Linked DNA regions of Mus musculus: region 2 is linked to region 1. A link is a contact called in ENCODE Hi-C or POLR2A ChIA-PET data. All regions are on one chromosome and are shown on one strand. The core of a region is the stretch at or near the end of the contact, and the rest is flanking DNA. Distances in the headings are between cores, read along the strand shown.

Region 1 (3,792 bases), core at 646-3,145:
CCAGATGTAAAAGTGTTTAGTATTAATACAAATGTTTGAAGAAACTTGCACATATAGTTCATTATAATTTCAAGGTATTACTGCTGTAAGCTTCTAGGTTAAAAGCAGTCATCCCAACATAGCTGACTGTTCAATCAGGTATATACAAGACAAGTGAGGAGAACTTGGTCTTGCACCATTCAAGAGGCCCCGAGCTAAATCTATCCCCAGCAATGCAAAACAAACAAACACACACACACACAAAAATGCAGCCCAGAACTGTAGCACTGGGAAGATGATCTGCTTTGTGCTTCAAATTATTAAACAGTCAAGCAGACATTAAGGCAATAAAGGCGGTATTGAAGATAAGTATGTGGGTGTGTGCTCACTATCTTTCTGGTCCTTAGTTTCCTCATCTGTAACTACAGAAATAATCTTTGGCAAAGGCCCAGAATACAGAAAAGGTTAAAGGGAGGTGAGAACCAAGCACTATGTAGTGAGCCCTCAGAAACCCTAAAATCCTAAGGCCCAGAAAACAATCATTTAAGTTCTATGATTCTTCAGCAGGCTTCTCCTCCATCCAGTAGTAGTCATGTTTGAAATCTGAAAGCCAGGGTTTAAAAAGATTGTTTTTGTTTTTTTCTCTGAACCGTGGAAAACTACTCATTTTCGTAACGTCAAAATCATTTATTCTTCTCAAACAATGCCAATCTCCTTATACTCTAACCGCGCGGTTAAAAATATACCAGGAGCATTATTCCAACTATCAGGAAACTTGGGGTGGGGGCGGCATCGTAGATTGCTTAGACTCTGACCTTTGTGGATTTCTAAGTATCGTGTAGTGTTTGAGAAAAGAGAAAAACACTTTGGATGATGAAATTTGCAAAAGATCTAAAACTCCAGTTGGCAGAAGGCTCTCCACAGCCAGCTGTCTTTCAAGAAGGGGATCCGAGTGTGTTTACAACCTACAAGCAGAAGGGAGCCAAGCCTAAACTAAACTCTAACATAAAGAACTTTCCTCCAATATATCAGGCCAAAATGATGCAAAACCTGTAGTTTACTTCAATGGGTTTGCTCCAAGCCGGAATAATGAATGAAATGGAGGCATCACTACTGAGTTGGGGGCCTCACTTTCAACCCAGCGGGTGAGTCTCCAAATCCAGTGAACTCACGGGCTGATCTGCTTCAAGGGGAGACCCCGCTGCAGGCTCCCCGAAAGTTCCGCGGCCGCCAGTGTCCGCCCCGCCCGGCCGAGGGTCGCGCCCCCTCCCAGCCGCCGCACACACCCCGCCTCCGCCCCCGCCGCGTGTTAACCCCTCGCCACCCGGCGCGGGCTCGGGGAGGAGGCCGCCCAGGGGGTGGAGTTGTCGCGTCTCCTCCCGGGATCGCCCGGGCAGACGCCCGGCTTGTTTACAGGCCCCAGGCCTGGCCGCCGCCGCACAGGCCCTCCGCCCGCCCGCCCTCGCCCTCTTCCTCGCCCTCGCGCCGCGCTTACCCGGAGCAGCCGCGGGCGGGCGGGTCCCTCGGTCGGCCGGGGCGGCGGTGGCGACGGCGGCCGGGCACGGGGTCCCGCGACGGCGGCCGGGCCCGGGCGGAGGAGGGGAGGAGCCGGGCTGGGTCCGGGCCCCCGGCTCTCGGAGCCCTCGCGGCTCAGATCATCCGGGCGTCGGAGCGGGAGGCAGAGAGCGGGGCCCGCGGGAGGCGGAGGAGGCGCCGAGGACTCATCGCTTTCCGCCCCACCTGCCTGGGCCCCCCTCCCCCCGCCCCAGCCACCCGATCCCGAGCTGCGGACCCGGCCGGCGCGGAGACCACGGCGTTCTAGCTCCTGCGCGCGCTCCCGCCCCTAGCGCCGCCACCGCCGCCGCCTCTAGCGCGGCCCCGCGCACGCGCGCTCTCGACACCGCTGCCCCTCGCCCGGCCCCGCCCCGCCCCGCGCCGCCGTTTCCCCCACCCCCGGCCCTGCAGCTGCGGCGCGGCCCATGGGCTGGAGAGACCCGGATGTGGGAGGGCCGGAACTGCGGCTTGGGCGGGGGAGGGGCGGCGGTGACGTCACTGCCCTGCGCTGCTCCTCAGGTCGCTGCCGCGGGCCGATCCCTAGGGAGCGTGGACGTCCTGGGTGCGAGCCAGGCGCGCGGCCTTCGCGCTAGGGCGCAGAGGGCCTCTCCAAACCCGGCTGTCGTCGTCGTCCGCACCCGACTCTTACACCTGCCTACGGACGCCGGTCTCCAGGTGCAGTCTCGGTTAGCGCCCGGCACAGGGGACTCAGCCTGCCCCTTCGACCCCACGAGGCGCACACGAGTGCCGCGGCCATACCGCAGACGTGCGTGTGCAAACCGTTCACGCCTTGGGACACGTGCCTAGCTAGAGCTTCTCGCGGGTTGTCCCCGAGTCCCTGCAGGGATTCCGAATTGTATTTATGTGCACGTTACGGGGTCACGTGATTCGGGCTCAACGGGCACCTCCAAAGACCTCCAGTGGGGCTAATGGAACCGAGGGTTTTTCAAAATCTAGAGGATAATCAGAAACGTGACAGCTGCTTTCACGGAGAGCTAGAGATGAGCAAAAGGTAACTGCACGTGCAGGCGGCCAAAATCCAGTTTAGCTAGCTCGACCACAGAAAACCCGACCCACGCTGCTTGCCGACGCCGGGATAGAATGACAAACCCTAGGCAGCCAATGAATCAGAGCTGGAAAGCAGTACATCACCAGTATGAGTTCCCATTGGTTGGGTGTGCCTTCCCAGCTTTTCAGTCACCAGCTTAACCCTTACAACCAAATTCGCAGGAATAGAAGTTTAAGAGAGATTCTGATATAATACAAAGAAAAAGCATATATTCCGCTGAAATAGGCTAATGCTTTAAAAAAAAAAATACTAAAACTATTAGCCAAATTGAGTTCAGACCAGTAACAAGATTAATTTCAGTAAGGCCTTCCCCTTTTCTCTGGTGCTTACTGCAGTTTGCCACCCCGCTACTTCGTGTCTCTTATAAACCACTCCATTGTCTTGACTCTTAGATCAAATACAACCTGCTTTTGCCGGCTGTCATCCCGCAAACTATTTCTCTATTTTGGATGTTGTGGTAACCATTTCTGATATTTTCACCACGACTTATGGAAGATGATTCCCTTTTCTTCACTTTTACACCTGACATCAATGGCAGGACCACATGTGAGACTGCCAATTCCCAGCAGACACTATCTTCACTGACCCTCCAAATCACTCAGTATTTTGGGAATACGATGAATTTGTAGCACCTCCAGGTATATAAAGTAAAAATAAAATTCACTATACAGTTCTTAATTCTTTTCTATACAAGTGCAGAAATAAATGAAATTAGGTGCGAAATCTTTTAATGAAATGCTGTTTTATTATTATATACAATATGTTGTTTAGGTTTTGTTAAGTGGGGATGCTGAGGATTAAAACCATGTCAAGTCCTCAACCATTAAGCTCTGTCCTCAGCCCTGGTTAGGGTTTTTGTTATGTGCTTGTTTTGTTTTTGAGACAAGGTCTCTATGTAGTGCTTGCTGGCCTCAAACATACAAGGATCCTCCCAGACTGCCTCTGGATTGCTGATAGTACAAGCATGTGCCACCATACCTGACTCAATTCTTAGTACTACTATTAATACTTAAAACAAGTTACTGCACGATGGGCATACAAAAGTCATGTTGTGACAGCCACCATTTAGTGCTCTGTGTGTCTGTGTGTCTGTCTGTGTGTGTACAGAGTCTTGGCTTTCCCAGGCTGACTCTTGTGAAACTGAGGATTACTTTAACTGGTCCTCCTGCTTCCACATCCCTACCACCACA
Region 2 (3,792 bases), core at 499-2,998, 1.1 Mb before region 1:
CCCATCATTTCATCAAAAGCATTGTAGTCAGTTCTGCAAAATTAATTGCAACTAATTCTGGTAACTCGTGGAGTTAAGTCTAGACTTGCATGAACACTTTAAAACATTTCCAAAGTGCTTCCTTTGGGTGCACACAAACTAAGACCTGGACCTTTTATGGAATAAAGACCAAGACAAGGAAGGGGTGTCCAGAACAGCAGGAAAATGAGTAAGTTTATCTCTTCTGCTGATATGGATAAGGGGAATTAATCTCTTCCAGAAGACTAGAAGGACTTAACAGCAAATTAAGCCAGCCTTGTAACCACAGCTCTTACTACAAACCTTCAACTCCTTAAACTGATTTTCTCAAGGTTAAAATATCGAAGTAGACAAAATTGTGTGCTGGCGGCAGGGGTCGATCTTACCACCACTAGCTGTACTCAATTCTAAAATGTTCTCCTTAGACTCAAACCACAAGATGTTTCATAAACTTACACTGAATTCTCATGGAAGATTTCACACTTCAGATGTATGGTTTTTGGAAACAATTCTTTTCAGGTGTTCCAATAAATTTTCAGTATTTTAACCGACGGCTTTCATCATATATAGCCCCCACTCCATGAAATTACCGGCCTAAATTTAACCAAAACTATCCGTAAGTTATTTTCAGGAGTGAACGAGGCAGCCACATATTGATACATAACGTCTGGGCTCTCCTGACAGGTGATGCAAACACAAGTTTGTAGAAATTGGAAGTTGTTTACAATGATGCCATTTTCCTAAATTCCCGTTACTCTGATGGAGGCAAGTTTTTCCAGATTACAACCAAACCCGCACGTGCAAACTAGAAAGTTAGCGTCTTCGGGCCCCCAGAAGAAACTCCCTAACCTACAAAGGCAACGGCGGCCGCGGCGCAGCGAGGCGGCTCGGGGGAGCCCCGGGTCGGCCTCGGAGGGCCTCGACCCCAGGAAGCTGGCAGCGCGCACAGGGTCCGCCCGGGGCCCGCTGCTCGCGGCTAACGCGGAGGACGGGGAGGGAAGGCGCGGGAGCTAGAGGCGTACTCGGCCCTGGCCGGCTCGGCCGGATGGGCGCGCGGGGCAGGCTGGGCTGCGACGGCGCGGGGCGGGTGTCCGGGGCGGAGACCCCAGCCCCGCCGAGCGCAGGGCCCGCGACTCCCACCCCCAGCGCCAAGATGGCGACGTGGACCGCGGGGGAGCCCGGCGCGTGAGGCTGGGGGGGACGGAAGGGGAGCGGAGACAAAAAAAAAAAAAAAAAAAAAGCCAGTCCACGGAACGCGGCGGCCCGGCTTACTTTTTCTTCTCGTTCTCGCCGCCGGCGCCCTCCATGGCGAATCGGTGCCCGCGTTGTCTTCCCGGCCGGCGGCCCCCGGGCTCGCTCGGGCCTAAACGCCGGCTCTGTCCGCGCGCGCGGAGAAAGAGACAAGTCCAGAGGCGGGGTGGGAGGCGGGACGCCCCCCGGGACGGCGAGGCGGGAGCTGCAGGCTGCGCTCGCTGAGCTCCGGCTCGGGTTCCTAGGCGCTCCTCCGGCTAGCTTGTCAAGGCCTGGCTAGACACTGCCCGCGACGGCGGCGAGGACAGTCCTCGCGTCCCCTCAGCCGAGGAGGCTCTGTGCACTGAGGCGCTGAAGCAGCGGCAGGGGGCGGGCAAGGGCGGAGGCGCGCTCGGGCGCGCGGCGAGGGGAGGGAAAAGCCGAGGGGTGCGCGCGCCCGCTCAGCACCCAACGCGCGCGCCCGCGGGCCCGCCTCACCTGAGCGGAGGCGGGTTCCCGGAGAGCCAATGGTGAAGGACGCAGGCGGCCAGGCCCCACCCCAGCCCACGTTGCTCTCAGCCAATCAGGAGGAGGTCAGCTGAGCCCCAGCTGGGACGAGCTGCCCCGCTCACGTGCTTGTCTGTGTGCAGCTAGGGAGGGAAGAAAAAGGGGCGAGCGACGGGTGCGGCTGAGCCCAGGTCTGGGGGTGGGGGGGTCTCTGCACCTTCAATGGAAAGCTGCGTCTGGCTTTGGGAGGCGCTGCTGGAGCGAGTGGGCTGCCAAGCTTGGGTCCGAGCCTGGCTCGCACCGCCCCGGCTCTCTATAGAGTTCTCTGAGGCTCGCTTACTCCTTAGCTGCGTGGCTGGACCCGGTCGCCGCCCATCCCGCCCGAGTTTCCAGTTGAAAAAAAAAAAGCCAACTTTGCGTTCTGGCAGCCAGCCCCCCTGATGTTAGAGTGGGGTCCCTCCTTCCCAGGTGACCGACACCACTCAGTCTCCAGTCTCCGCTCTTTGCTACACAACAAGGGAAGTCTCCAAGTGATTAAGATTTTCTGGGCCAAAGTTTGACTACTGAGCAAATGCAGATAAAAATATAAAACAAATCCGTCTTGCCAAACCTCTCAAGGGGAGGGAAGTTGCAGGGCCATTTAAAAATAAACTATCTTAAGCATTTACAAATAAACAACAGCTTCAATAAGTGAGAGCACAAGCCTGAATTTGACAAGACAGGAAAAGGCATTGAATAGACTTATTTTGCTTTCATGTTGCTTTAAAAACTGACAAAGATCATCTTAAATGGATGCAGAAAAGGTGCAAGAATTGTTTCAGACTGAGTTTAGTTCACTGTTTAGACTGAAAGAAGAACAAGTCCTTCAACCTACAGACCTTGACAGGACTGCTCACCGGCTATGCTGGGAGCTATGGATTAAAGCCATCATTTTTAGTCGGTCTTTGGAAGCATAAATGTTAGGTCTGTGGGTATGGTGTGTGTTTGTTTTAAAAGTATTCCAAGCCCAACAAAGGAACACTTCGTGCCCGTGTGTGTACACACACACACACACACACACACACACACACACACACGTGTTATAGACACAACTGAGTCTGAATCTGGGGTCTCTGAAACTGACCTGACACTAGACTGTTTAGTATCTCTTCTTTGCCTTGTTAGTACATTGTTACAATCTAACTTTGGGTTGTATAATAATGTAGATATCTATGGTACATTTAAATTGCATTCAAATCCAAAAACAATGCCCTCTAGAAATACACATAATGTCCAGGTCTAATAAGACAATAAACAATGCATGAAGCAACTCAATACTCATAAAGATATGATTACAGCTGGAGATTTAGCTCGGTAGTAGAGGAGTGGTCTAGCATGCACAAGGCCCTGGCTTCAAAAAAGAAGTTAGGACTATATAAATAGATTTGAGCACTATTTTTGTTTGAAATCTAGAACATACCTCTGAAAGAGCTACAGGGTATATATAAAAAGAGTAAAAGACCAAAACTAATTACTTGTTTTTCATTTTGTTTTGTTTTTAATCATGGAAATATATATACATATACATACATACATATATATATGTATATGTGTGTATATATATACATATATTTGTGTGTATATATATATACATATATATATATTACACATATGTAGTGTAACACCCTGAAAGTACAGTGTTAAGAACAATGGCTGCAGAATTCAGAGTGAGCTCGGTTGTAAGCACCAGTGCCAGTCATTTAACCTCTCTGTGCCTCAGTTTATTCATCTGTAAAATGGAGAAGATGGTACTTACGCTGCAGCACTACTGATGGTTATAAAACAGAAAAATCACTTGAAACCACATAGGGCAATAGGAAGCCATCATTAAATGCTGTGGAGTATTGTTCTTGTTATCCCCAAATTCATGCTAGTGGCAGTTGGTCATGCCTCTGTAGACTGACCAGTTTCAACTGTTTAAGTGCCAGTGGTGTTAGTGTGAATGCTTACAGACTCCCTTTTTTCCCGACATTGTAACTTCCCAGAATGTTTGCATCT

The links. Hi-C counts contacts between places; a loop is a spot of excess contacts on that map. ChIA-PET counts read pairs that join two places held with the same protein, here RNA polymerase II (POLR2A).
Region 2: a loop to region 1 is called in a map of left cerebral cortex, with 3 times the contacts of the local background. The contact joins the promoter of Hif1a here to the promoter of Ppm1a in region 1. A Hi-C loop is called at or near these places in 1 of 37 maps with a recorded cell type or tissue (left cerebral cortex). POLR2A ChIA-PET finds 5 or more read pairs at or near these places in 1 of 5 experiments (Patski).

Annotation. Positions count from the first base shown.
Region 1 is chr12:72,759,314-72,763,105 of GRCm38, reverse strand. Ppm1a (protein phosphatase 1A, magnesium dependent, alpha isoform) reads right to left here and starts at 1,895. Exons shown (of 6, transcript NM_008910.3): 1 at 1,475-1,895.
Region 2 is chr12:73,905,823-73,909,614 of GRCm38, reverse strand. Hif1a (hypoxia inducible factor 1, alpha subunit) reads right to left here and starts at 1,748. Exons shown (of 15, transcript NM_010431.2): 1 at 1,291-1,748. The coding sequence starts at 1,325.